Linked DNA regions of Homo sapiens: regions 2 and 3 are each linked to region 1. Evidence: chromatin loops called from intact Hi-C (ENCODE). Cell type or tissue: mammary epithelial cell. All regions are shown on one strand. Each heading gives the region's core, and the rest is flanking DNA. Links, peaks and the distances in the headings are about the cores only. Region 1 overlaps MIR31HG (MIR31 host gene). Region 2 has its middle 14 kb from the start of IFNA14. Region 3 overlaps IFNA14 (interferon alpha 14).

Evidence for each region. A loop is a pair of places that touch in the nucleus more often than their neighbours do. Peaks named below come from ENCODE experiments on the same cell type or tissue, not always from the same donor. Only the 100,000 strongest peaks of a DNase experiment are listed, where the experiment ranks them.
Region 2: a loop joins it to region 1, with 7 times the contacts of the local background. A loop is called at or near these places in 12 of 110 quality-filtered maps.
Region 3: it touches region 1 in a loop (13-fold over the local background); 7 of 110 quality-filtered maps call a loop at or near these places.

The regions. Positions count from the first base shown.
Region 1 is chr9:21,451,472-21,461,882 of GRCh38, forward strand. MIR31HG (MIR31 host gene) reads right to left here. Exons shown (of 3, transcript NR_152879.1): 3 at 2,797-4,473. It also overlaps the pseudogene IFNWP19. Among named protein-coding and RNA genes, the nearest start is that of IFNA1, 16 kb to the left of the region's middle. In mammary epithelial cell, for the core only: a CTCF peak has its summit at 4,031 (motif pointing left); a DNase peak (open chromatin) is centred at 2,880; H3K27ac peaks cover 1,164 bases.
Region 2 is chr9:21,248,994-21,259,404 of GRCh38, forward strand. No RefSeq gene overlaps it. Among named protein-coding and RNA genes, the nearest start is that of IFNA14, 14 kb to the left of the region's middle. In mammary epithelial cell, for the core only: a CTCF peak has its summit at 4,187 (motif pointing right); no DNase peak of the experiment used is centred there; H3K27me3 peaks cover 343 bases.
Region 3 is chr9:21,229,523-21,239,509 of GRCh38, forward strand. IFNA14 (interferon alpha 14) reads right to left here. Exons shown (of 1, transcript NM_002172.3): 1 at 9,480-9,987. The coding sequence ends at 9,844. It also overlaps the pseudogene IFNWP5. Among named protein-coding and RNA genes, the nearest start is that of IFNA14, 5.5 kb to the right of the region's middle. In mammary epithelial cell, for the core only: a CTCF peak has its summit at 6,400 (motif pointing right); no DNase peak of the experiment used is centred there.

The DNA.
Region 1 (10,411 bases), core at 881-8,880:
ATGCTGCTGGCTGGAAGACTGGGCATCTGGTGAAAGCCTCAGGCTGCTTAGATGCTATACAGTTTAGATGTTTGGTGGAGACAACTGAGATTTCTATAGTTTACATGTTTGCTGGGGATAAACATCTAAGCATCACAATCTTGGTCATATGAATGATCTTTTCAGCACTCACAACTCAACCAATGGACCGAAAGAGAAAGAGGGGAAGAGATTCTTCACTGGACACAATCAGTACACAAGATTAAGTCCTGAATGGGCTGGGGATAGAAATATCCTTCTCCTTGGCAATAAGAGCAGCAGGCTGACCTGTGAGTCCTGAAGGAGGAGAAAGTCAGAGTCCATATGGCTGGGCTGTCCCAGAAATTATTAGTTGTTTTCTCTTTATTCTTAAATACACAAGAAAACTCAAGAGTAAAAAATAAATTGGCTTCTAGGAGTTTGCAGTTGATAGGTTAATAGAGTTGTTTTAGTATATTTTTGAAGAAATCACTAATTAAATGTTATGATTTATTTTTTTAATTGGCAGACAAATCTACTTCATTTTACTACTTAAAAGATATTTCATTGGCTGGGTGCAGAGGCTCACACCTGTAATCCTGGCACTTTGGGAGGCTGAGGCAGGCGGATCATTTAGGGCCAGGGGTTCAAGACCAGCCTGGCCAACATGGTGAAGCCCTGTCTTTACTAGAAATACAAAAGTTAGCCGGGCATAGTGGTGTGCACTGATAGTCCCAGCTACTCCAGAGGCTAAGGCACGAGAATCACTTGAACCCAGGAGGTGGAGGTTGCAGTTAGCTGAAATTGCGCCACTGCACTCCAGTTTGGGTGACAAAGCAAGACTCTCTCTCAAAAAAAAAAAAAAAAAAAAAAAAAAGGAATGTATTTCATCTACTTTTCCACTGAACTTAAGGCAGTCAGTTCAATTCATTTACACTACACCCCCTGTTGCTCTGTAAAGCAATAGACAGCAACCATTTGACATTCAAAATGCATCTCAGAATCCTAGTCATCTCACTCTCCCTGCTCCATTGATTTGATGTCCTCTTCTTTACTTTCTATGTTCATATCTATCCCCCACTTCCTTTAAAGGACCCTTCCAGAAAAGCCATTATATTGATTCTCCCTAAAGTTTTCACCTTGCACAATTGGTGTGGTCAGAATAGTTCATCCCTCCAGATTTATATTTCTCTCCAAACAGTTGTATAAAAGGGTGTAATCCAAATAGTGTTACTGAGAAGACAGAGTTAGTATTTTAAAAATATCTTAAAACAGCCTGGCATGGTGGCTGATGCCTGTAATCCCAGCACTTTGGAACACTGAGGCAGGATGATCGCTTGAGCCCAGGAGCACCAGACCAGGCTGGGCACATGTTGAAACCCTGTCTCTACAAAAAATTTGAAAAATTAGCCAAGCATGGTCGTGCATGCTTGTGGTCCCAGTTACTCAAGAGACTGAGGTAAAAGGACTGCTTGAGCCCAGAAGGTCAGATTGCAGTGAACCGTGATCGCACCACTGTACTGCAGCCTAGGTGACACAGTAAGACCCTGTCTCAAAAAAGAAAATCTTAAAACAGTGGATGGTTCCTATTAGGCATGCAATAAATGTTGGTGTTATCATTTTTAATATTAGTATTATTATTATCATCATCCAGATTAAAATAGAAACTTTTGGGATCATCCAATTCTATTTCTATTAATTCCAGGTTCCTCAAGCCTATCTTATCATTGCCTGGGTGGATTTATTAACTAGGTAGAGTCTTCAGACAAGCTTAATGTCTAACACCCTGCCAGAGAGCATTGTTGGTGTTCTAGCAACTGCAGCCTGGTTGTCAATCTTTTGGGAGTTGGTTGGTGTGACTTCTGCCTTCTCTCCAGAGCTGATCACATGTGGATTAAGTGAAAGAAAGTCAAGTAGCTGATCTTCGAAAACTCTCTAGTCCCCAATTTTTGCTGCATTGAAGTTTGCTAACTTACACTTTGCAGTTAGTAAGGGGAAAGTCACTCCCCTTATTTCAATTTCATGACAATCAGAATTGCTTCTGTTTTCTTTCTCCCTACAAACAACTGTCAAGTAGTACTTTCTACAAAAGTTTAAATGAGAAACAAGAAAAACACGAATTTTGGAAATTATAGAGAAAAGCAGTGTAGCTCTTTTGCCTTTCTTTTACTTTCCTTTGTTTGTGTTACTTCATCATGAATTAGAATATAATGTGGTAGCAGCAAGACAAACTGCCCAGTAAACCACTATGTTAAAAAGGTGTTCTAAAAATTCATTTGTTGTTGAGCTTTAAATTTAAAATGAAGAATCACAAATCAGTAAAGGAAAGATGGCTATGACTATTTAATGTGATAGCATGGGGCTCACTGCCCTGCACCGTCAAAGTTTCATGTAGACAGAGATGTAAGAAACTTCAACAGATCACACTGAACTAGTGAACAACTGAGGGTCGCCAGTTTCTGTAATATGAGCCTCTAAAGAGAGGCAGCAGCATCTTTGACTCTCCTGTGCATAGCTCATAAATTTTAAGCATAAAAACTGTTAATAGTTTAAAAGAATTAAAGATAGCAAAAGAGTTAAAGAAAGAATAAAAGCTGTACTTGGTGAAATAAAAATTATTTAACTACTGAAGATAAAATGATTACAATTGGATAATTCCTTTACCTACTTAGACAAAACAAACCTTTGTTATCAGCGTTCTAGGGCTGTTGAGACTTTGATACCTAGGGCATGGGTCAGAAGAAGAGGAGGTCACCACTGACAGCATATACTCCTTCACCCAAATATTCTAGGAGCAAGGACAAAGGTCACAAAGGATTTATTGTTTTGGCAACAAAGAAGCAAGAACCTCCCTGGAAAAGGAGTTCTAAAGTCATCAGGATGTGGTGAGCCTGCATTTAGGGAGTGACTTGATGTGATAAATACCTTGTGAATCATCACTGCTGAGGAAATAACATTATTTTAAGATTAAAATTTCCACACCCATATGCATCTTAAAAAAGAAAAAAAAACAAACCAACAGAATTTCTTTTAGGGGTATTGGCGCAGCCTGAGGAGTGCTATATTTCTCCAGTAAGAAAATAATGCAAAAAAGGCAATGTTCATTGATCTAAGCTTGAGCCCCCAGGGAAGCATAACCACATGAACCTGAATGAATATATTCTAGAAGGAGGGAAGCACCAGAGAAGTTCTTTCACTAATAACCATCAACGTCTTCTGTGAATCAAATATCAAACAAAGATAGTCCTAAAAAGTTTAATTTCCAGAGATAGGTAATTTCCTAACTGAATACAGAAACCCATAGGGCCCAGGGATCCTGATTTCCTATGCAAAATGGAGGGTAAAACTGGAGGCTAGGATCTGGGCTAAAAGTATATACTTCTAACAGTAGCACAAAGATGTTTCTCATCTGATTGATCAATATTCATTTGGATTGATATATCTTAAGTTTACTGGGAATATTGAACATCCATTGCAAAAATCAAGAGTGTAGAGTGATGACCTCCTTTTAGGTCATATAGAACAAGGTTTTTCAACCCCCATCCATGGACCGGGGTACTGGTCCTGGCCTGGTAGGAACAGGGCCGCACAGCAGGAGGCAAGCAGGCCAACCAACAAGCATTAACGCCTGAGCTCTGCCTCCTGTCAGATCAGCAGTGGCATTGGATTCTCAAAAGAGCAGGAACCCTATTGTGAAGTGCAGATGCGAAGGATCTAGGTTGTGGTCTCCTAATGAGAATCTAATGCCTCTGAAAGCATTCCCTCCCTGACCCCATTTTTCGTGGAAAAATTATCTTCCACCAAACTGGTGGCCAAAAGGTTGTGGATGCTGATATAGAAGACATGTAAATGAAAACAATAAATGGAATTAAAAATTTAGAGAAATGCTCAGAAAAATGAAAACTATTTGTGCTCCATTAAAGCCATGCATAGATAGAATGTCTTCATAGAACCTAGGATCCAAGGTTCTATGAAGACCTCAGCTCAACCAGGCCAAAAGCATCCTGATTTCTCAATGGCCCTCCTCTTCCCTCTACTGGCAGCCCTAGAGGTGTGCAGCTGTGGCTCTTCTGGATCTCTAGGATATAACCTGCCTCAGAACCATGGCCTGCTAGGCAGGAACACCTTGGTGCTTTTGGGCCAAATGAGGAGAATCTCTCCCTTCTTGTGTCTAAAGGACAGAAGTGACTTCAGATTCCCCCAGGAGAAGGTGGAAGTCAGCCAGTTGCAGAAGGCCCAGGCTATGTCTTTCCTCTATGATGTGTTACAGCAGGTCTTCAACTTCTCACACAAAGCGCTCCTCTGCTGCATGGAACATGACCTTCCTGGACCAACTCCACACTTTACGTCATCAGCAGCTGGAACACCTGGAGACCTGCTTGGTGCAGGAGATGGGAGAAGGAGAAGCTGGGGGCAGTGGGTGATTGAGGGCTCTACACTGGCCTTGAGGAGGTATTTCCAGGAATCCATCTCTACCTGAAAGAGAAGAAATAAAGATTGTGCCTGGGAAGTTGTCAGAGTGGAAATCATGAGATCCTTTTCATCCACAAGTTTGCAAGAAAGATTGAGAAGTAAGGATGAAGACCTGGGCTCATCATGAAATGATTCTCATTGACTAATCTGCCATATCACACTTGTACATGTGACTTTGGATATTCAAAAAGCTCATTTCTGTTTCATCAGAAATTATTGAATTAGTTTTAGCAAATACTTTATTAATAGCATAAAGCAAGTTTATGTCAAAAACATTCAGCTCCTGGGGCATCCGTAACTCAGAGATAACTGCCCTGATGCTGTTTATTTATCTTCCTTCTTTTTTTTCATGCCTTGTATTTATGATATTTATATATTTTATATTTTCATCTTCACATCGTATTAAAATTTATAAAACATTCACTTTTTCATATTAAGTTTGCATTTTGTTTTATTAAATTCATATCAAAGAAAACTCTGTAAATGTTTCTATTCTAAAAACAATGTCTACTTTCTCTTTTTGTAAACCAAATTGAAAATATGGTAAAATGTATTAACTCATTCATTTCATTCCTATTATATGTATAAATTGAGTAAATGGCAAACTGTGGGGTTTTCTTAAAGAAATACAGGTGAATAAAGCAAACACAGTTTCTCTCAGTCTAAGAGGGAAAGAGACGTAAAAACAGGACAAATATTTATATTATTTCAATTATGTTAAATGCTACAAAGAGAAGTAAAGAAAAGTGATGTTCTCACATCAGAAGCTTTAGGTATAAATGGTGCTTGGAAGGAAAAAATATTAGATATCCTTCCTAAGGTGCATGGGAGATATGTAAGTACACGTCTTATTGGCAGGTGGGAATTATGTGTCTAGAATGCCATGGGGGAAGGTGTTAATTTGGGGTTCTTTATTTTATGTCTGATTATCGGGGTACGGGAATGGATGTAGTCACATAAATAGAGGGGAGAATGTGATGAGGACATAAACTTTATCCTGCAGACCCTCAGCAGTTAAAGGAAGGGCTGAAGAGTAGAGTCTGCAAAACGCCCTGAGGCTGATAGCCAGTGCAGTTAGAAGACAAAATAGGGAAGAATCAGGGAAAGACTAATCAGGAAAGGATGGTGGTACTTTCAGGGAAGGAAGACCAAACTATCCTAGTGAATCTGAAAACAGAAGTCACTGGTGACCTTGACCAATGATGGAATATATGGTTTAGTAGAATTAATGGAACAGAATTAATGGAACATTCCTTCTGAAACTATTCCAATCAATAGAAAAAGAGGGAATCCCCCCTAACTCATTTTATGAGGCCAGCATCATCCTGATACTAAAGCCTGGCAGAGACGCAACAAGAAGAGAATTTTAGACCAATATCCCTGATGAACATCGATGCAAAAATCCTCAATAAAATACTGGCAAACTGAATCCAGCAGCACATCAAAAAGCTTATCCACCAAGATCAAGTTGGCTTCACCCCTGGGATGCAAGGCTGGTTCAACATATGCAAATCAATAAACGTAATCCATCACATAAACAGAACCAAAGACAAAACCACATGATTATCTCAATAAATGCAGAAAAGGCCTTCGACAAAATTCAACAGGCTTTCATGTGAAAAACTCTCAATAAACTAGCTATTGATGGAACGTATCTCAAAATAATAAGAGCTATTTATGACAAACCCACAGCCAATATCTTACTGAATGGGCAAAAACTGGAAGCATTCCCTGTGAAAACTGGCACAAGACAGGGATGCCCTCTCTCACCACTCCTATCAACACAGTATTGGAAGTTCTGGCCAGGGAAATCAGGCAAAAGAAAGAAATAAAGGGTATTCAATAAGGAAAAGAGGAAGTCGAATTGTCCCTGTTTGCAGATGACATGACTGTATATTTAGAAAACCCTATTGTCTCAGCCCAAAATCTCCTTAAGCTGATAAGCAACTTCAGCAAAGTCTCAGGATACAAAATCAATGTGCAAAAATCACAAGCATTCTTATACACCAATAACAGACAAACAGAGAGCCAAATCATGAGTGAACTCCCATTCACAGTTGCTACAAAGAGAGTAAAATACATAGGAATCCAACTTACAAGGGATGTGAAGGACCTCTTCAAGGAGAACTACAAACCACTGTTCAATGAAATAAAAGAGGACACAAACAAATAGAAGAACATTCCATGCTTGTGGGTAGGAAGAATCAATATCGTGAAAATGGCCATACTGCCCAAGGTAATTTATAGATTCAATGCCATCCCCATCAAGCTACCAATGACTTTCTTCACAGAATTGGAAAAAACTACTTTAAAGTTCATATGGAACCAAAAAAGAGCCTGCATTGCCAAGACACTCCTAAGCCAAAAGAACAAAGCTGGAGTCATCACGCTACCTGACTTCAAACTATACTACAAAGATACAGTAACCAAAACAGCACGGTACTGGTACCAAAACACAGATATAGACCAATGGAACAGAACAGAGGCCTCAGAAATAACACCACACATCTACAACCATCTGATCTTTGACAAACCTGACAAAAGCAAGAAATGGGGAAAGGATTCCTTATTTAATAAATGGTTCTGGGAAAACTGGCTAGCCCTATGTAGAAAGCTGAAACTGGATCCCTTCCTTACACCTTATACAAAAATTAATTCAAGACGGATTAAAGACTTAAATGTTAGACCTAAAACCATAAAAACCCTAGAAGAAAACCTAGGCAATACCATTCAGGACATAGGCATGGGCAAAGACTTCATGACTAAAACACCAAAAGCAATGGCAACAAAAGCCAAAATAGACAAATGGGATCTAATTAAACTAAAGAGCTTCTGCACAGCAAAAGAAACTACCACCAGAGTGAACAGGCAACCTACAGAATGGGAGAAAAATTTTGCAATATACCCATCTGACAAAGGGCTAATATCCAGAATCTATGAAGAACTTAAACAAATTTGCAAGAAAAAATCAAACAAACCCATCAAAAAGTGGGCAAAGGATATGAACAGACACTTTTCAAAAGAAGACATTTATGCAGCCAACAGACACATGAAAAAATGCTCATCATCACTGGCCATCAGAGAAATGCAAATCAAAACCACAATGAGATACCATCTCACACCAGTTAGAATGGCGATCATTAAAAAGTCAGGAAACAACAGGTGCTGGAGAGGATGTGGAGAAATAGGAATGCTTTTACACTGTTGGTGGGAATTTAAACTAGTTCAACCATTGTGGAAGACAGTGTGGCAATTCCTCAAGAATCTAGAACTAGAAATACCATTTGACCCAGTGATCCCATTACTGGGTATATACCCAAAGGATTATAAATCATGCTCCTATAAAGACACATGCACATGTATGTTTATTGCGGCACTATTCACAATAGCAAAGACTTGGAATCAACCCAAATGTCCATCAATGATAGACTGCATTAAGAAAATGTGGCACATATATACCACGGAATACTATGCAGCCATAAAAAACAATGAGTTCATGTCCTTTGTAGCGACATGGATGAAGCTGGAAATCATCACTCTAAGCAAACTGTCACAAGGACAGAAAACCAAACACCGCATGTTCTCACTCATAGGTGGAAATTGACCAGTGAGAACACTTAGACACAGGGTGGGGTACATTACACACCAGGGCCTGTTGTGGGGTGGGGGAATGGGGGAGGGATGGCATTAGGAGAAATACCTAATGTAAATGACGAGTTAATGGGTGCAGCAAACCAACATGGCACATGTATACATATGTAACAAACCTGCACGTTGTGCACATGTACCCTAGAACTTAAATTATAATAAAATAAATAAATTTTTAAAATGCCTCTGTGATTTTGATAGGGATTGCCTTAGATCTGTAGATCACTTTGGAGAACATGAAGATCTTAACAATGTTAAGTCTTCCAATACATGATGGATATAAATAAATGTCTTACCATTTATTTTTGTCATCTTTAATTTTTTCAGCAGTATTTGATAGTTTCCAGTGGATATGTCTTTCACCTCCTCGGTTAATTTTATTCCTGAATATTTTATGCTTTTTGATGCCATTGTAAATGAGAGTATTTTCTTAATTTCCTATTAGGATTATTCATTGTTAGTATATAGAAATACGACTGATTTTTGTTTGTTGATTTTGTATCCTGAAACTTTGCTCTATTCATTTATAAGTTATCACTCTGTGTGTGTGTGTGTGTGTGTGTGTGTGATCTTTAGAATTTTTTACATATAAGACTATGTCCTCTGCCAACAGAAATCATTTTATTTCCTCCTTTATAATTTGGATGCTTATTATTTGTTTTTGTTGCCTAATGACTCTGGCTAGGACTTCAAATACTATGGATAAGTAGAAGTGATGAGAATGGCATCCTTACCTTTTTCCTGAGCTTAGAGGAAAACCTTTTAGGTTTTCACTATTGAGTATGATGTTAATGGAGGGATTTTCATATAATAGCCCTTATCATGTTGAGGTAATTTCCTTCTATTCCTAGTTTATTGATCCTATTTTTAAATCATGAAAGGACACTGAATTTTGTCAAATGGTTTTTCACCATCAGTTGAGGTGATCATGCTTTTCCCCCCTTCATTCTGTTTATTTAGTTTCTTACATTGATTTCTATATGTTGAACCATGTAGCCATGGTGTATAATCCTTTTAATACGCTGTTGAATTTTGTTTGCAAGTATTTTGCTGAGGGTTTTTGCCTCCATATAGACTCATAAAATTAGTTTGGAAGTGTTCTCTCCTCTATAATCTTATGGAAGAATTTGAGAAGGATCATGCTAATTCTTTTTTGGATGTTTGGTAAAATTCTCCAGTGAAGCCATTTGGTCCTGGGCTTTTCTTTTTTCAGAGGCTTTAATTATTGATTCAGTCTCCTTATAGTTCTATTGTGATTTTTTATTTCTTTGTGATTCAGTCTTGGTAAGTGGTGTTTCTAGGAATTCATCCATTTTTTCTAGGTTATAAAATTTGTTGGAGTATACGTGTTCATAGTTGTCTCTTATGATCTTTTTTTATTTCTGTGGCATCAGTTGTAGTGTCTCCTCTTGTGTTTCTTATTTTTGTTTTATGAGTCTTCTCTCTCTCTTTTTAAAATAATCCTAGTAAGGGTCTGTCAATTTGTTGAACTTTTTTTAAAAAAACCGACTCTTAGTTTCAGTGATTTTTAAAAATTGCTCTTCTATTCTCTATTTTATTTATCTTTGCTCCAGTTTTATTATTTCCTTTCTTCTGCTAGATTTGGGTTTTGTTTGTACTTTTCTTTAGTTACTTAAGGTGCAAAGTTCTATTGTTGACTTGAACTCTTTCTTCTTTTTTTAGTGTCAGCTTTTACAGCTGTAAATTTCCCACTTAGCACTGTTTTCACTGTATTGCATGGGTTTTGGTATATTTTCTTTTAATTTTCATTTATTAAAGATTTTCTAATTTCTATTGTGTTCCTTCTTAAATTCTAGTCTCATTTAGACACACATTGTTTTCTTTTTGTTTTCATGCATTGGGATATGAAATCAGACCACTTTTATTTTCTGGGAAAATGAAATGAGAAAGAAAGACACCGGGTGTTGCCCAACACTATCTAGAAACAATGTACATTTCATTTGTTTTCATCATATTTACATTCCTTTATTGACATAAGCTGAAAATGAAAATGAAAAAAGTCCAGGAATGGCAAAACAAATTTGCACAGTACAATATCACATGAAAAGGGAATATACATATGACCCCAACTTGTTTCCTAGTTCACTTGGTCCAACAATCTGAGTGAACAAGGGAAAAACATTTCATTCCCAGTGTTTGACAGACTAAGAAAAATAGCTTTGGCAGAATTATCCTGCATTCGAAAGATATGATGATTAGGTTGAACTCTAAAATCCAATAAAAATGTGTTGACTGTATTAACTAATAAAAGTTCTTAATTTTGCAAAATATA
Region 2 (10,411 bases), core at 1,004-9,003, 200 kb before region 1:
CAAGATACGGAATCAGCTGAGTTCTCCAACAACAGATGACTGGATAAACAAAATGTGGTATACGTATACATACACAATGACATACTATTCAGCCATAAAAAAAATAAAATCCTATCACTCGTGGCAACATGGATGGAACTGGAGAATATTATGCTAAGAGAAATAAGCCAGAAACAGAAAGTTAAATACTGCATGTTTTCACTCATATCTGGAAGCTAAAATAAAAATTGATCTCATAAAAGTAAAAAGTAGAACAGAGGATACTTGAGGGTAGGAAGGGTTGGAGGAAGAGACGAATTGGAGAGATTTATTAAAAGATACTAAATTATAGCTATGTAGGAGGTTAAGGTCTAGTTTTATATACCATTGTAGGATATAGTTAACAATAATATATTATATAGTTGTTAATAGCTAGAAGGAGGACAGTGACTGTTCCCTTCACAAAGAAATAATAAATGTTTGAGATCATGAATAAGCCAATTAACAAAATCTAATTATTTCACATTATGAATATGGAAATCTCACCGTGTATTCCATGAATATATACTATTGTTATTTATCAATTCAAATATAAAAAAAACAAAAAAAGTTCAATACTTTCAACAAACCTATTTGTATTATGCTCCTTATATAACTCTTTGGAGAGGAATAACAATCTGGAAGGATGAACTATTCTGAACATACCAATGATCCAAGGTCAAAACCTTATGGAGAGTTGAGCTAATTGGTTTGTATGAAAGGGCATGTTACATAAGTGAAGAATAGATATGGGACCAATGTACAGGAGCAACAGTGGTGTTTTATACGTGAATTTAACTGATTGGCTTTATATTCTAGGTAGGCAAAATATTGTTTAAATAGCTATAAGCAAGGATTTTTTTCTCCCAATTGAAAGACAAAGTCTAAGGTTTAATGTGTAGTTTCATCAAAGAAATACAGGAAAATAACTATTAACTTACCAATTGAAAGCCTATTTATTTTTAATTCTCGAGATTTTTTGTGAGTTTAAGAATAAACAAAAAGCACCTAACAATTTTCGGTTTGCTGCTAGTGGAGCCTTATGGGATCTGTCTTATCTCCTTCAGGACCTCACTAAATCTACAGGAGAGCTTCTTCAGGCTAGCCTACTGTTCTCATTCCTAAAGGTGACAGCACTGTTTCTTACCTCCAGCCCAGACTGAACTTCATCTTGTGTACTGATAGAGTCTTGTGAAGAATCTCTTATCCTCTGTCTTTCCAACAAGTGGTTGAGTTTTGAGTGCTGAAAAAACGTTTTGTCAGATGGAAGAATATTATGCAGTTCCTATACAGAAGAAGTGAGGGCTTTTGAAGAGGTGATTACCAAAGACAGTCTGGCTGTAACTCCAAACTTAGTTCAGCTGCCCAACATGGTTGATTTTATTTAATTTCTAGCCTGATCCAATTAAAAGCCATGAAATACAACTTAGCAATGAAATAAATATAGCATTAAAATCAGCAGTAATTGACAAAGTGATAAAAGCATTAGTATTTTTTATCAGAAATAAAGGATGATCTTTGCTTGTCTTTTGGACTTGAATCCTCAGAAAGTGTACAAATCCTAACTTTGAATGTGCCTATTGAGTATAGAATACACTGACTGGAAAAAAGAAAAAAGAAAAAAGAAGAAAGAGAACTGACCCACCAATGCCTCTTTTCAATTAATGAAGTTAAATAAATACAATTCGGCAAAGATCTTTGCTGCCTTTAGAAGCTGTGATTCTTCAGCCAGGTGCAGTGCCTCACGCCTGTAATTCCAGCACTTTGGGAGGCCGAGGCAGGTGGATCACGAGGTCAGGAGATCAAGATCTTCATGGCCAATATGGTGAAACCCTGTCTCTACTAAAAATACAAAAATTAGCTGGGTGTGGTGGTGCATGCTTGTAATCCCACTTACTCGGGAGGCTGAGGCAGGAGAATCGCTTGAACCTGGGAGGAGGAGATTGCAGTGAGCTGAGATCGCACGACTGCACTCCAGCCTGGTGACAGAGCAAGACTCCATCTCAAACAAACAAACAAAAAACAAACAAAAGAATACAAAAAAAAGAGAAGAAGTTGTGATTCTTCAATACATGCATTATTGATATCTGTCCTGCTGGGAAGTCTCTGGCCCAATTGAAATGTACTCAAATACCTGCTGTGTCCCTTCTGTTCAGGCATTGTTTCATTTTTTACTGCCTTTAAGGAGGCTGCATTATGACTAGAATTTAAGAGATGCCTTGAATTGCATTGGCCCCATAAATAAGTTTGCCTGTAGTGTGAGAACTTGATGGGTACTAGGGAGGAAACAGGAGTTTGCAGCTGACACTGAAGTAACCCTGTCCCTTCCAATACTCTACAGGCTGCTGTAGTATCAGTGTCACCCATGCAGGGGACAGTGTTGGCCATGTCTCCACGGGAGCACTGTATGCTCTCAGCATCCACTTCAATCTTCTCTCCCTCTGATTTGAATATTCTGAACAGTTGACTCAGTGCTTCCATTGCTACTCCATTTTCTGAGGACCTTCCAGTCTTCTCTCCTCCTTCCAAATTCTAAAGCTGCTGCTGGCTCTGTCTTCATGTTTCATAATGTGGGCTTTGCTTTTTTCAACAAATGAGAGTCCTGAGCCTGGTGGAGTCTCTTCCTAGCGGAATCAGAATGTTGGAAGTCCCTAAAAAGAGGCACAAATGAGCTCCTGTATTCTTTACCCGCTCATTGGGTGTAGTGTTGTGGGCAGGACTCTCTCTATTTACTGTGTTTCTGTTCCCAGCAAAACATCCTTGACCTCTGCAGTGCTGAGCTTGCCAGGTAAGGGAAATCTAGGGGTGGTTACATTCTTTGGCCTCGTGAGCTCACAAAGCCCCGTTGTCTCCAGGTGGTACTGTATCATGATCTCTTGTATCTGTTCCAATGGAGTCAGGGCAGGGACTAAGCTTCCATGTGTTCCTCACCAGAGGAACTGTCCAGGGACTTGTATGAGGCAGGCTATAATAGGGCTCCTCTCTGCCAGCTCTGCCACTTCCTTTCATTGGGTCTCCAATACTTTAGAATATATAAAAAATTAACTTCTCGATATGTTCAGGATATAGTTACAGACATTTTTCAGGATAAGGTGACAATATGCAGCCACATCATACAATTTTTGCCCACTGAAATGATAAGCAACAAAAAACAAAAATAACATTAAAGAAATAAGAAGCTTAAAAGTAGTCAGGAATAAAAGGGTTTTTAATATATGAAAGGTGTTAAACCATCAAAGAGACAGAGGAGAGAGAACCAGGTATATTCAAAAGTGTTAATGTTTTCTTTCTGATCCTAAACTGGGCCCCCCACACTCAGTAGCTAATGAAAGAGAGGCAAAGAACAAATATATTGTAAAATATAACTTTGAATTTCCCAATTTCTCTCCTCTTCCATTTCAAAAGAGCCATATAAAGGTTGGGTCTGTAACTTGAGCAAAGAATTGAGAAATCTGTCCTAAGTTGAAGCCTCTTCCTACTAACCTAGCAATTCACACATGCTTCCTGGTTAACTTCTTCAAATACACCATTTCACAGATCACTTTAATGTTTCCCCAATTCTACCCAAATTGATACTTCTACTGGGTATCATTTGGCAAGAATTGTATCTTCTGATCCCTTTACAGATCTCTGTTCTCTCTCTTACTACTGAGTGAAAATAGAAGGGATGCAAGTTGAGTCATTATTGAAAATAACAGAGAATGTTCTCCTTATTATGAATGTAAGTGACATGATCTAAGGAATGAATTTGTAAAATTAGCAACTTACTATTAAGAAAGAGCTAATGTACCTTCAAACAGGAGATTTTAATGGATGTCCATTACAGTTCTACACCCACATTGGCAGGCTGTACTGAATCCTAGTGCAGCTCAATACATAAAGGAGGGATGAGTCAGGGGGCTGAAGTCAAGGGACACATTCTTACCCTTTCTCTCTCTACATAGCTGTCCACTGCCCAAAGGACATGTCCTGCTTGAAGCTGGGAGTACTTTCCTTCTCTATGATAAAAAAAATGAAGGAAATGGGCTTCTTCCAATATAAGGTTCAGCTCTTTCTGAGAAAGAGTCCTTTTTACCTATGAAGAAAATTCTGCAAAGGGACAGAATTCTTTATAGAAAAGAAAAGCTGACTCTCCACAGAGTTGGTGTATGTCTTTGTCATCATGGCCAGTAGGTGGCTGTCATCCTCTGTAAATAACTGAACAGCCTCCAGAGTAGAATAAATCTTGACATTTCCTTTTTCTTTAGAGAAAGTTACATCATTTTAACAAAAGTATTCATTCATTTCCAAAATTTTTCACCAGGAGGGAAAAAAAAAGACCTCTGATATGGATGTTTATGAAAAACCTAGAACTCTCACTTAACTTTTGCTTTTATTTGATGACTTTGTGCTCTTAGGGGAAAACTGACAGCCAAAAACCACAAGGGAACAGGAAGCAGCTGTACGAGTGGCAGTGCGGGTTGCTGGTGAGTGAATGAGGACAGCACGCTGGGATTTCTACACTGGAGAGGGAGGAAGCTATTGTGAGATGGGAGTGAAAGAATTGAATCCTGTAAGCAGAGAGGAAGGGAGAGTGTGGCAGGCATCAGAATCAGCAAAGAATGCTATAAATATAGATAGCTATAAAGCCCATGCTATTTATATATTATATAATATATAGTATCTGAAACAAGTATCAGTCTCTTAGACTGATATTCAATCTCCCAGACTTATATATAGTTAGTCTAGGAGGAGACTATATATATATATATATATATATATATATACACATACACACATCAGGCTACATTTCCCACTACCATTATCAAGAACTGCCAAAAAATGTATAGAGTACCAATTTACAGATATATTTATAATACATTAGTCTACGAGACTAATTCCTTTATCAGATATTTACAAGCTGTCACATTCTTATTGAATAAAAAATCAGTCAGACTTATCTTTAATGTCAAGTGTATCTAATATTCATACTTCTCTAAGACTGTCTTCAATTCTCTTTTTAGGCTCTCAGCATTTTCCAATCAGTTATAGAGAGGGATGGGAGAGTTGACTATTCTCAGATAGATCTATATGAATGAATGAGGAAATATCCATCATCTGTTAAGCCGTGACTCAGTGGAAGATAATCTGTTAAGTTCTTTTACATGTTTTAGTTTGTTTGATATTCACAACTCCTCTAGAAATCTTTCTACCTTACTTTACATCTTTAAAATTTGAGGCTCAGAGGAGTTAAGTAAGTTACCCAGGATCACAGACATGTCCTGGCAAAATATAGATTCAATGCAGAATCTTAAATTCCATGTTACAAGTAATTACTTAAGTTTTATATTTTGAAATTCAGATACAAATTAATCAAAAAATTGCACACTATTTTGCTTTCTGTTTTTTAGTCATAGCTGCTATTTTAGTATTATTTTTGACTGATTTCCATCCAAGTTTGCTCCGTACTTCAGATATTGGGGATGAGAAATGTTCTGATCTAGTTTCACTTTTCTATCTTATGGAGATTCCAAGACTGTTATATTCGTTACAAATTGATTATTTATTACTCCCTAAGAGTTTATAATTTTTATGAAATATCACCATACCTATAGTTTAATCTAATGTCACCATACCTATAGTTTAATATCACCATACCTGTAGTTTAATAACACCATACCTATAATTTAATCAGGATTAAAGGACACAGTGGAGAGGAATAACTCTTGGCATTTCTATCTCTACCAGAAATGGAGGAGTGTTTTATAATAACAGTGAAAGCAATTTGACAAAGGGTAAGATTAGGCAACCAGATTGTTAAAATATATAATATCTGAAATTATTTTACTATCATGGTAATAGGATTTAGGAGAAAGTTTGTATCAATTTTCAATAAAATGTTTATAGGGTGATAATCAGGCAATCTAGGTAGATATCAATATAAACTCTCATATAAGAAAGTAAAATCTTGATGGAATACAGGATTGACTTAAGATTTGGTTATAAAAAGAAAATTAACACAGTACAGGTTTCAGGTATGATGCATTAAGAAGGCTGGACCATGTCCTACTGCCTTTAACAAGTACAGAACTGTCAAAAAATGTATAAAGTACCAATTTACAGATATTGGATAATAGTCTACTCAGGGCTGTGACACAGGAGTAAAGAATAAAATAACTCCTTCAGTTCAAAAATTAACCTTTCTTCCTTCCAGAAAGTTTGGGCAAGGGAAAAAATGGAAGCATCAGGGCTTCCAGATAACCAGTCCATGGGTCTGAGGCATGCACTTGATCTCTCAAGTCACCTTCTCGGCCCTCTTCTAAGTGTACTTTATTTCCTTTCATTCCTGCTTTAGAGCTTTTAAATAAACTTTTACTCCTGCTCTAAAACTTGCCTCAGTCTCTCATTCTGCCGTGTGCCCCTCAGTTGAATTGTTTATTCTGAGGAGGCAAGAATTGAGGTTGCTACAGACTCATGTGGATTTGCTGCTGGTAACATACTTTGGTGCCGTGACTTGGATACATTCTGCTAATAACATAATTTGTTGCTGCGTGATTCAGATATGTTCCCCAGTTGTAAGATACTGCGATGGCTCACCTTCTTTGGCTGGAGGTGTTAAACCCCAGTACATGGTTCTCTTCTCCCTTTTTGCTCTAATGCTCACTAACCAACCCCTAGAATTACTTTTCTCAGCCGCAAGTGGCTGTTCCTCTGTTCCTCCAGCTGATCTCTCAGCTCAACCTGATGGGTGGCTCGCAGGGGTGTGAAGGACCTTGGGGTTCACACCAAGTAGACCTGAGACACTAAACATCTTCCTGGACAGGAGGCTTATGAGAGTGGTATGGTGAAATCCTGAGACCATGCAATGTCTGGGGTTTCCTCTGCTTTTTCACCTAAAATCAGCTCTTTCCCCCAAACCTTAATTGCCTATTCTCCTGTTTTCTCTGTGTATATTCTGAAATGACCTTGCATATCTCTGACCATCTGCCTTGGGGGAAGTCTGACTTTTTGCTTTCACTTTGCATGCCACATAACTTCTTAAACACACACTCCTTGTTATTTGGGCACCTGTGGCTCTTGCTGCATTTGCGTGGGAGCAAAAACATGGGCTACCTTGTGGATATCCTCTGAGATTTATGTTTGTTTTTACCCTACCAGCTCAGATGACCTCCAACCCTTCCCCTGTCTGCTGGCACATTGCTGGGACAGACACTAATTGGAACTCTGGCTCTGTCGGCTACTTATGACTTACCATATGTTTTTGTTCCTGTTATGCCCCAGGGACAAGTTTTCCAGTGGCCCTTGAAGCAATCTGTCCACCTGCATAAGGCCTCACTCTGTGGCCCCACTTGCTTTTTCTGAGTTAGCACCCCTTTGGGAGGAGGAGATAGTCTTTCTTTGTCATTTGTGAGTTCTTACCCCAAGCTCCAACTCTTCTAGAGGTTACTACTTTATGTCAAGAGGGCAAATAGACATTGCCCTCTTGAATCCAAGGGCTTTTGGTTTGGGGAACATACGAAGGCTTTCCATGAGTGTTCCTCTTTCTTCCTCCTATTTCTTCCTGTAGCCTCCATTTCTCAAATCACTTTCACACCCTTCTCAGTATGCTTCAAGACCTTTATGGTCTTATTTGAAGGGTGGGGGAAGTCTAGCTCCCTTGTGGCAGTTAGCTGAAAAGCAGGCTTCTTGTCTACTTGAACATGAGAAATGGGAATCTGAGAAAAGAAATAATCATTTTGTTGATAAAATGCTCTGAGCAAAAGTTACTATAACATCATGGAGACAAGGATAGGTCAGCCCAAGAGCCCAGGCACAAGAGACCCATAGGACAGAGATAAAGGTTTGCCGCAGGCTAATAGATTACCATCAGAACAGAGATGAAGGCAAGGTTAGGGGTACATGGTAAGACTGGTTTATTCTGGAACCCCAAGGATGAACAGGGGAGGGTCCTCTCTTCACTCTGGTATCTCCTCTGTTCTCAAGTGGGTCATTGTAATGAGATGGGACCAGGGTTAAGGGCACACAGTAAGACCAGTTTATTCCAGAACCCTAAGGACAAATGGGGGACACCCCATTCAGTATAATAGGAAAGTAATAGGGGACAACTTCTTGTTCCTTTTTCCTTTTTTTCTCCTCTGTTCTCTCTCTGCAAATGGGTAATCACATCTCCATACCACAGAACACACCCTTAGGATGCATCCTTAAGAACTGGAAAAAGTTTAATTCCCTGAAACTTTGAAACCAAAATCCTAGTTTTCCACTGTAATACTGTTTGGCTAAAAATGAACTCAGAGAAAATTACAAAAGTCAGCCTTGGAACCCAGTGCCTCTGTGCAGGAGATCCTCAAATTAGCCTCCTCAGTCTTTTATAACTGAGATCAGGACAAGGAAGACAAGCCTAAGGAAAAAGAGAAATGCAGGGGGAAAAGGCAGGCTGAACTATTGGCTGCTCTGCAATAGAGGCTGGAGCTCTCCAACTCCCTCCAGGTTGCCCTAAGGACATTCCTTCACGTAACTGCCACTGGTGTGGCAATCCAGGCCACTAGAAGACAAACTGCCCCGGTGGGATAAATGGGAAAAAGCCATGTGCAGCTTGCCCTCTCTGCCACAAGCTTGGCCACTGGAATGAGACTGCCCCAAGGGCTGAAGGGTCCGAGGAAGGGATCCCAACCTTTGATGGCCTTGAGCCAAAGGGGCTCTCTGCTATGACTGGCTTCCAAATCAGAAAGCATCATCAACAGAACAAAGCCAAGGGCAACTCTGGAGGCAGAAAGTAACATTGTACATTTCCCTTTTGGGTTCAAGAGCTGCCTACTCTGTGCTAATATCCTTCTCTGAGCAACTCTCCTCCAAATGCTACTGAGTAATGGGAAAAAATGGCACCTCCTTCATCCAAAAGAAAAGATTCGCACCTCTTTGGGGAAAAATATACTTTCAAGTTGGATGCCTACTTAGTATTTACACAACTTTTGAATTCATCTTTCCTTCTAATAGCACTATTTCTTCCAGGAAAGCTACCTAAAACATGAACAAATTAACTTCAACCTGGACCGTCTTACCTCAGGGTTTAGAATAGCCCACACTTAGGTTGACGAGCCCTAGCAAAAATTGAACTGAACAATCTCTTGAGTGGAGATAACTTCTACAGTATGTAAATAACCTCCTCATTTACTCCCCCTTCACAGAACTGGCACAGCAACATGCAGTAAAATCCTTAACTTTCTAATAGAAGGAAAATGACTTGTCTGATTCAAAGGTTATAAAGGTAAAGAGGTATTTCTGGGAAGGAAGGTTATAAAGAAAATGGATTTTGTATGAGAAAGAATTTTGTTTGGTAAATTCTTGTCCCAAAGTAAAATAACTGGTTGTTTAAAAAGAAAGATATTTAGGACAAGTCAGAAAGTCCAAGTATGTCATAAGTGGCCCACGTTGTGAAAAGATTAGTGAAAGGAAATTTATGAAAGAAATCTTGTACAATTTAAAGGTTAATAGGCCTGCTAATTAACTGTTACTATGATTCTTAACTATACAACTACTTGTCTGCTTTAAAGCTAGGTAAGGCCTGGTGACAGAGTTAGCCATGCACCCTAGCTATACTGGAGTCAGACCTTATCTGCATTTCTGTCTGGTATCCTAGGCTCAAAACCTCATATATAATTAGAATTACTTACTTACCAGCTGATAAGATTTGGCTGTGTCCCCACTAAAATATCATCTCGAATTGTAGTTCCCATAATCCCCACATGTTGTGGAAGGGACCCAGTGGGAGTTAATTGAATCAAGGGGGCGATTACCCCCATGTTGCTGTTCTTGTGATAGTGAGTTTTCATGAGATCTGATGGTTTTATAAGGGGCTTTTCCCCTTTGCTCAGCAATTCTCTTCCTGCTGCCATGTAAAGAAGGACATGTTTGCTTCCCCTTCCACCATGATTGTAAGTTTCCTGAGGCCTCTCAAGCCATGGTGAACTGTGAGTCAATTAAACCTCTTTCCTGTATAAATTACTCAGTCTCAGGTAGGTCTTTATTAGCAGCATGTGAACAGAGTGATACACCAGGTTTTCATAAAAAGTTTCTAAGAGTTAAACAGTGTAACATGTATTTGAGACTACTTGAAAAACAGTTTTACGTGCAAGGTACGTAAGGAAAGTCAAATGTGCTTTTGGTAAAAGATTATAAAAAGGCATGGGAATGTGGATTTTTGTCTTGTTTAGAGGATTTAAGGATTGTTTTAATTTAGATAGGATAAAGCTAAAGGTTTAACCAAGTTGTGGAAGGTTTCTGAAATATTAATCTTGCAGAAGAAATTCTGTGTGTAATCATATTGGCTAAAGTTAAAGGGGTATTATTCAATTTTCATTTAAATTGAGCATTAAAATAAAAGCAAACAGTTTTATTAAAGCATTAATCTGCCCTT
Region 3 (9,987 bases), core at 1,988-9,987, 220 kb before region 1:
TTTATAAATATTGAATATTATTATGCAAAGAATTAACTTTCAGAGTGGTCCTGAACTCTGGCTCTACTTTTTTTTTTTTTTTTGCATAAGTAGGCCCTATAGATACTGAACCCTTAAATGGAATGAAGTCTGCTTTAGCAAATCAGCTATTTAGTAAGTGGAGTTTTTACTAGTTTCTCATTTTTTCTTCTACTGGAAAGGGTTCAAGAATGAAGCCATTTTGCTTCCTCATGCACATATTTGCTGGGATTATAATAGATAATGACAAAAATTTCCATTCAGCTTTTACTGAGAGTCAATAATGCCCATTTAGTTTACTGCTAAAACCACTGGGATTCCAGTTTTTTTAAAGTGCATGTAGATCTGGGGATTCAAGTTGCAAGAGCAGCATAATATCATCCTTTGCCTAGCACTATATTAACTATTTATGACTTCATCTCTAATCTGTCCTCTACTTTGTGATAATAGAAAATAAGTAGCCTGGTGTCAAATACAGAGTCACATATCTAAATTCAAACTCTCCAATTCACACAGTTTATAGGAATCAGACAATTTACTATTCCCAAAAGTATGGAATAATAGCCTCTCTCCCCCAAATAATCCTACAGCTTTCCTTCCCTGGATCAAATCCCAAGAATGTGTATGTGAATTGTAAAGACTTGTGACATCATTTTTCCATCATTTATAAATTTCAGATTCAAATCTCGTGATAATCTTTAGATGACACTGGTAGAAAATGAGCTGGTTTATATGAGGTAGAAATTATGAAATGGATCAATTTTAGAAAATAACCAAACACATTTTATTATTCATTATTTTAAATGATTCACTTAAATTCTTTATATCATTGAACAATTAAAATATTCTACATTACGAAATGTGCACAGGGGTTTCCATACTAGAGGAGCCTTCATTTCAGGAATGTATATTTTGTACATTGATTTAGTAGTTGATCCAGTCAACACATTTTTATTGAATTTTGGGCTCATCCTTTTATTAGACCCTGAGAATACAGGGCAATTTTGCCCGAGTTATTATTCTTAGTCTTTGAAACACTGGGGGAGAGAGTATTTTTTCTTTGTTCACTTGAGATTGTATTGGGAATTTTTGCATATTCATTTTTTATGTTGTATTCTACCGTGAAAATTGGTTTTTCTATACTTTGATTTCTTTCATTTTCACATTCACGTTAGTGTCAATGAAAGAATACAAATATAATTTTTAAATGGACTATACAATGATTCTATGTGGCGTTCTATGTGGCATTCACAACAGCAAATATATTTATATTTCTCACTTCACTTTTCCTACAAGGTAAAAGTGGTCTGATTTTTCATCTTAATTTATGGGCACAAAAAGAAAACAAATGTAGGTCTAAAAGTGATAAACATGTAAGAGGAGAAATACCTTATGTAAATGACAAGTTAATGGGTACAGCAAACCAACATGGCACATACTTGCACGTTGAGCACATTTACCCTGGAACTTAAAGTATAGTAAAAAAAAAATGCCCAGAGGGGAACTTAGAAAATATCTTGAGAGAGATGAAAATGAAAACACAACATACCAAAACATATGTGATGCAATGAAAACAGAGGTAGAGGGGAAAATGAAAGCTGTAAAAGCTTATATTAAAAAAGAAGAAAGACCTCAAACGAATGAACTAACTTTACAAGTTAAGGAACTAGAAAAAGAAGGAATAAACACATAGTAAGGAAGAGGAAGAAAATAAGAAAGACTAAAGCAGACCCCAGGTCTTCATCCTTACTTCTCAGTCCTTGCAAGTTTGTTGATGAAGAGAAGGATTTCATGATTCCACTCTGAGAACCTCCCAAGCACAGTCACTGTATTTCTTCTCTTTCAGGTAGATTCTCTGGATTCCCATGGATTCCCTGGAAGTACCTCCTCAAGGCCAGTGTAGGGCCACAATCACCCCTACAGATTCTTCCTCTCCTATTGCCTGCCCTAAGCAAGACTCCAGGCATCCTAGCTACAGATGAAATCCAGTGTGGAGCTGGTCCAGGAGGGTCATGTTCCAGGCAGCAGAGGAGCACTCTGTGGGGTAGACGCTGAAGATCTGCTGAAGCATCTCATGGAGGACAGACAGGGCCTGGGCCTTCTGCAACTGGCTGCCATCCACATCTCCAGGGGGAACCTGAAGTCTCTTCTGTCCTTGAGACACAAGAAAGTGGAGATTCTCTGCATTTGGCCCAGAAGAGCCAAGGTGTTCCTGCTAAGTAGGCCATGGTTCTGAGGCAGGTCAAAGCCCAGAGATCCAACAGGGCCACAGTGGCAAAGCAGCAGGGCCACCAGTAGAAGCAGTAGGACCATTGGGAAACGAGGGTGCTGCTGGCCTAGCTGAGCTGGGGTCTGGATGAACCCTGGACTCCAGGTTCTCTCAAGGCATTCTTTTTATGCATGGCTTATAGTTGGAAACAAATAGTTTTCAGGGTTGGCCAAGACGGCCACCTAGAAGCTGCTAGTGTGTGCCACTCTCGTGGAGAGAAATGGAAGGGGCAAGTAAATACAGCACCTTCAACTGAAACATCCAGGTACACACATTGGGACTCAACAGCTTGACCCATGGAGAACAGAGCAAAGCAAGGCAGGACGACTGCCCACCAAGGAGTGTCACAGAGCCAGGGGAGCCTCTCCTTCCCAGGGAAGTGGTAAGTCAGCAGCCCTGGGGACCCATGCTTCTCTCACGGATCTTTGCAATCCTCAGATCAGGAGATCTCCTAGTGAACCCACTCTACCAGAGCCTTCAGTCTGACATGCAGGGCTACGTAGGGTTTCAGCAGAGCAGCTGCTCAGGCATGCATGGGTACCCTGGAGCCTTAGATACCCAGGCTTCCCCACAAAAGAAGCTATAACTCCAGCCAAGCAGGACGCTAGACCCCTATACATACCCCTAGGAAAGGGGTTTCATTCAGGGTGCTGGGCAGTGACAAGTGGCAGGCCCACCTTCCATGGCCTGTCTCAGGGTAAGACCCACTGGCTTGGGAATCCAGCCAGACACTGGTAGCAGCGTCACACCTCCCTGACATGGAGCTCCCACCGGCAGGGTGTGGGCTGCTATCTTTGCTGTTTCACAGCCTTAGCTATTGGAGCCTTTGTGTTCTAGGGAGTCCAAGGCAGCTAGGGACTGGAGCAGCCACCCAGCACAGCCCAGCAGCTCTACAGAGAAGCAGTCAGATTGCTTATTCACATCGATCCCAAATCCTGTTTCTTTTCTGTAGGTGGAATCTCCCCACTGGGGTCTCCAGTCACCTCCACCACTGTTTTCTAGTGGACCGCAGTTTCGAATATCCCTGGGATGGCGCTCCCAAAGGGAAGGGTAGGTAGCCTTTGTTGCCGTTTAGCAGCCTTAGCCATTCTTGAAAATGCCATTCTTCGTGCTGGCGGTGGTAGCAGACCCCCAGCACAGCACAGCTGCTCTACCAAAAAGTGGCCAGACTGTTTTTTCACCTGAGTCCCTGATACTGTTTCTCCTCAGTGGGTGAGATATCCCCACCGGGGTCTCCAGCCACCTCCTGCATGTATGTTGCAGGAGGCAACAGGTTGTACCTCTCTGGAACAGAGCTCCCAGGGGGAGGGGCAGGCCCTCATCTTCACTGTTTCATAGCCTTCACTGTTGATATCTTCAGGTACTGAAAAATGTGAAGTGACTATGGTCTGGATTGGACCCCCAGCATATTGCAGCAGCCCTATGGAAAAGTGGCCAGATTGTGTGTTATGTCGGTCCGTGATCCCCTCTCTCTTCACTGGGTGGGTCTGCCAGGCTTGGGTCTGCAGCTACCAGTTGGGGCTATTGAGCCAATGACAGCTCTGCATCTCCCTGGAACAGAGCTCCCAGTGAGAAGGGTGGGTTGCCATCTTTGCTTTCTCACAGCTCTTGCCCTTGCTGTCTCCAGGCTCTGGAGAGTCTGTAGGGAACAGTGGCTGGTCCAGATCCCCAAAACAGAGCAACTGCCTCACAGAAGAGTGACCATACTGTTCTCCATACAGTTCCTGGTTGTCACCTCTCCTCTGTGGGCAGATCCACCTGACCAGACTCCAGCACAGGCACCCTTCCCCTGCCTCATCTCCTCAATCAGGCAGTCCAGCATTTCTCAAAGGAAGAAATCCTACAGTCAACCCACAACCCATCCACCACTACTGTTGCAGTGGGACAGCCCCAGCAGCCCTCTGGCTGGGGAAGGAACAAAGGGCCTAGTCACTACACTCTCACCTCCAGCACACCATAGCCACCATACAAAGAGGAGTCCAGCCTTTCTTCCCTGAGAATCTGCATCCCTATTCTTCAGGAGGCAGGGCCCCCAGCCCATGACTGCAAAACAGTCAACCTACCCATAGCTGAGCATATCCACTGGTAGTTGCCTGGAGTTTCCCTGGGGAGAGGCTCCCACAGCCATCCTACCTCTGCCACTGCCACAGCAGCAGTTTTATCCCTGCTGCCTTGGGTCTGGGGAAGAAACAAAGAGTCTGAAGCTCTTTGTTTACGAGCTTGCAGCAAGCCACTGTCACATGAACTTACAGCACACTGCAGTTACCATATGGTGAGAACAGTCTCTCCTCCTGGTAAGATTGCCACCTTCTATTACCCAAAAAGTGAAGCCCCAAGCTTACACCAGCAGTGCAGCCACCCCACTCCTCTGGCTAAACACTGCCATTAACATGGCTTCACATTTCTTGGAGGTGGAGACCCCAGGGGCAACAGAAAGCCTGTCTACCACTGCCTCTGCAGTGGTACTACCCCAGCTACCTTGGAACTGATGAAGGAGCAGAGACCTCAAGTACCTTATCCATACCTCCAACAAGCTGCCGTCAACCCAAGAGAGGAGGCCAGTCTGTCTGCCATTGGTCAATCACCCACCCCTCACATCACCAGGCAGGGAACCCCTGGCTTGGGCCCACAGGACACACTCCCATCCCACGCTGATTGCACTGAGTGACTGCTGACCTGCTTCTCTGTGGTGGAGCCCCCCGGAGACAAGCAAAAGACCCTCAGTTACAACAACTACTAAGGTCCCTTCCTTCGATGGCTCCAAGTTGGGGAGAAAACATTAACCCTGAGATCACCCCAGAGCTGTTGTGGGCAGCCTGGGAGTGCCAAGATACAAGGTACAGTCAGCACTCAAGTGGGAGAGGAGCCCAAACTTTCAAAGCATTGAGATGGAGCACGTGTACAACCGTGAGGAAATGTAGGTGAGCCCCATGACTGAGCAAGAGCCTGACAACTGACCACTGCACCTAAGAGTCACCTACTAGGTCATGCCCAAAGCTTCAACACCAACAAATCTCACTAACACACCCTCATTCAACCAAAGACATGTCAGCTACAAATAAAGACCCTGCACAAAGCTACAGCCCTGTGAACACAGCCAGAAAATAAGTCTCTTTATTGATTGAACTCAAGCTACACTCCCATATGCAGAGATGAGAAAGAACCAATGCAAGAACTACAGTAACTCAAATGGACAGAGCATCTTATGTCCTCCAAATAATCACACTAGTTCTCCAACAAGGGTTCTTAACCAAAATGAGTTAGCTAAAATGACAGAAATATAATTCAGAATAGGGATAGAAAGGAATTCCATTGAGATTCAGGAAAACAGTAAAACCTAAACCAAGGAAACTAAGAATCACAATCAAAAGAGAGAAGAGTTGATAGCCAAATAGCCAGTATGAAAAAGAACCTAACGGACCTAGTAGATGTACACACTACAAGAATTTCACAATGCAATCACAAGTATTAACAGCAGAATAGACCAAGCTGAGGACAGAATCTCAGGACTTGAAGACTGGCTCTCTGAAATAAGACAATCAGACAAAAATAAAGAAAAAAGAATGAAGAGCAATGAACAAAACCTCCAAGAAATAGGGGGTGGTATAAAGAGGCCAAATCTAGGAATCACTTCCATCCTTTAAAGAGACAGGGAGAAAACAAACAACTTGGAAAATGTATTTCAGGATATAGTCTATGAAAGCTTCCACAATCTTGATAGAGAGATCACAAATCAAATTCCCTTGAAGTTCTACACCCAGATTGACCGGCTCTTCTCATTCCTAGTCTAGCACAATCCATAGAGGAAGGGATAAGTTAGGAGGTCCCGGGGAGGCTGGGCAGGCTGGAGGAAAGGGACATATCCAGACCCTTTCTCTTTCCCCATAGCTGTCCATTGCCCCAAGAGGACATGTCATGCCTGAAGCTGGGAGTATTTTCTCTCTCCACGATACAGAAGTTAAGGAAATGGGCTAATTCCAGTACCGTGATAGTTCTTTCTTGGGAAGAGCCTCTTTTTAGCTATGAAGATAAATATCCTGCCAGGAGGCCTACTTCTGCATTCACAGCCTGCTGTCCTCAGACTTGGCTGCTGTGTTGGTGCACTTTGACCAGTTGGTGGCTCTCTTTCCCTGTAAATCTTGTAATAGTCTCAAAGTAGAATGGAACCTGCGTTTTATTTCCTTTTTTGCTAAGCTACTGTTATGTCATTGCAACAGCGACATTCCGTGTTTTACAGAAATATTCATCATAAGAAAGGAAAAAGAGTATTTTATAAAAAGAGCTTCTGAAAAACCTAGAACTTTCACTGACCTTCTGCTTTAATTTGTGATTTTGTGCTCTTAAGGGAAAAGTGATGGGTAAAACCCACAAGAGAACTGAAAACAGCTGTATGAAGAGGCAGTGCAGGCTAATGATGAGTGAAGAAGAGAGCACAGTGCGCATTTCTAGAGGAAGAGGAAGGAAACTAATGTGATATGGGAGTGAAAAAATGGGATACAGAAAAGCATGGAGGAAAGGGAAAAGTGTGTCAGCTCTCAGAACCAGCAAAGATGTATATTTTACTTAAGTTTAGGAGAGTAACTTCATATGGGAGTGTACTCTGGGATTCTGAGAGCCAGGAAACAAATGTTCCAGGTGCCAGAATCAGTTAACCATCAACACGTGTATTCTGCACTTCAATCTAGATGCTGCTCCTCTGTCAGGTATTTATAGAAGCCACCATTTCCTGACTAAGTGTAAGTAGGACTTTGAAATGAGGTGAGACAATTTTTCAGCCTCTTTAGAATTCATGATAGAATTCTGTTTTTTTAGGCTGCCAAAAAAATATATATGCAACCAGAATGGAATTTCAATGTAAAATAAGTTATTGTTATTTATACCTGATGTGTAAATTTTGAATTGGGATTTGCTTAATAATTATTAATCTCGTTTTTTCCTCATTTATACACAACCATCTCCTGCTCTCTGAATTTCCTTGGTTCATGTTGTATTTTCAGCTGATTTTGACCAACTTGCTCTCTCTCTTTCTTTCTTTTTTTTTTTTTTGATTTTGCTTTAAGTTCTGGAATACATGTGCAGAACCTGTAGATTTGTTACATAGGTATACATGTGCCATGGTGGTTTGCTGCACCTATCAACTTGTCATCTAGGTTTTAAGCACAATTTTTAAAAATCCCATCTATCATTGATGGGCATTTGGGTTGGTTTTGTGTCTTTGCTATTGTAAATAGGGCTGCAGTAAACATACACGTGCATGTATTTTCATAATAGAATGACATATATTTCTTTGGGTATTACTCAGGAATGGGATTGCTGGGTCAAATGCTATTTCTGGTTCTAGATCCTTGATGAATTACCACAGTCTTCCACAATGGTTGAAGTAATTTACATTCCCACCAACAGTGTAAAAGCTTTCCTGTTTTTCCACAGCTTCACCAGCATCTGTTGTTTCCTGACTTTTTAATAATCACCATTCTGAGGGGCATGAGATGGTATCTCATTGGTGTTTTGATTTTCCTTTCTCTAATGATCAGTGATGTTGAGCTTTTTTCATCTTTATGGGCCACATAAATGTCTCCTTTTGAGAAATGTCTGTTCATGTTTTGCCACTTTTTGATGTTTTTTTTTCTAAATTTGTTTAAGTTCTTTTTACATTCTGGATATTAGACCTCTGTCAATTGGATAGACTGCAAAAATTTTCTCCCGTTCTGTAGGTTGCCTGTTCGCTGTGATGACTGATAATTTCGTTTGCTGTGCAGAAGCTCTTTAATTAGATGCCATTTGTCAATTTTAGCTTTAGATGCAGTTGCTTTTGGCAATTTCATCATAAAATCTTTGCCCATGCCTATGTCCTGAATGCTATTGCCTATGTTTTATTCTAGGGTTTTTATGGTTTTGGGTTTTACATTTAAGTCTTATATCCATCTTGAGTTAATTTTTGTATAAGATGTAAGGAAGGGTCCAGTTTCAGTTTTCTGCATATGGCTATCCAGTTTTCCCAGCACCATTTATTAAATAGGGAATCCTTTCCCCATTCCTAAAGTATTGAGAAAGAGATTCTCTTTTCCAGTTTCCAATTTTATTTTATGAAAGAAATGTGTCAGTTTTTACTGACATTTAACAGAGTATTAATCAAAATAATGATCAATTACTATTGTAAATAATTTTACATTTTATGCTTTAAATATATAAAATATTAAATGTATTAATATGATTTATCAGTGCATCACATTTATGAAATTTATTCATTGACATGTATTTTCAAAAAGGAAACACTATGCAGATAAAAGATAATCCACATTTTTGGCGGGTCCAACTTATTACTTCCCTCCATTGCAAAGGCAGATCTTTCACAATTTTCTGTATGTGTTATCCTGATTTTTCTTTTCTCATTGATTCTTCTACCTACCCCAGTATGGCTTCTGCTGATTAATTCTATCAATCCAGCTCTCAGTAATCTCTGCATTGCCATCTATTTTCTTCCTGTAGTGCTCAGTTTTAATTCACATTTTCTATAAGTCTATTGATTCTTTTTATAAGCATGTTTGTTTTCTAAATACACTTTTATCATCATTCCCTCTTCTCCTTCTAATATTGAGGTATTCCACCTCTGTTTTCTTTGTGTCTCTTCTGTTCCCACACTTTAATGGTGGAAGGTCCTCAGAATCCAGTTTAAGTCTTTTTTCCCTCTCCACTTCCTCCCCACATGACAGCCTTCATTTTTGGCCTTTCCATTGCCAGTTATGAACTTCCAGATATCGTATTCCTTGGAAACTGCAAACTCATATATCTGACTGGCAATGTACATTTTCAATTACATGTTTGAAAGTCAGTTTATCTCTACTTTTTTTTCCAGACATGTCTCAATCTACCTTGTGCTAAGAAGAATTCATTGCTTTTTTACTTCGTTACCATACAGCAGTTTGTATAACTGATATTAATTCAGCATTATTATTGTTTTTAGATTTATTTCCTGACAAAAATCAAAGATACAAGAGAACAGGAGCTGTATTTTTTATATTCATGTTTACATCCTTAAGGCAACATATAACCTGGTATAGAAAATGTATTTTTCTATAACTTGAATAAAATTATGATAGGTAACTTGATTAAATCATCTATTTTGAAATCAGGTTGTACAGTCAGGCTTGACGTTTTATCTTAAAAAATAACCAAACACAAGAAATTTTGTATAGTAAAAATTTAATGAAAAAGGAAATTAATATATTGGCTAAATATGAAGAACATATTTGTTATATTAACCACAATGTAAAGGTACACATGATATTACATAAAAAATAATTTAAATAATAAAAATAGTTAAATAAATAAATATTTAAATAAATAGATGAAAGGAGACATCAGCATGGTCATCTGTAAAGGACTAGTGCCTGCACAGGTATACATGATGCTTCTTTACACTCCTGAAAACATTTGAAAATTTTGATTCAACTTGTGGTGGTTATAGGAGAAGTGAGTCTTTGAAATGGAAGAACTCATGAAAGTGTGAGATGATGTATTAGTCAATGAGAATCATTTCCATGATGAACCAGTTTTCAATCCTTCCTCCTTAATCTTTTTTGCAAGTTTGTTGAAAAAGAGAGGGATCTCATGATTTCTGCTCTGACAACCTCCCAGGCACAAGGGCTGTATTTCTTCTCCATCAGATAAAGAGTGATTCTTTGGAAGTATTTCTTCAC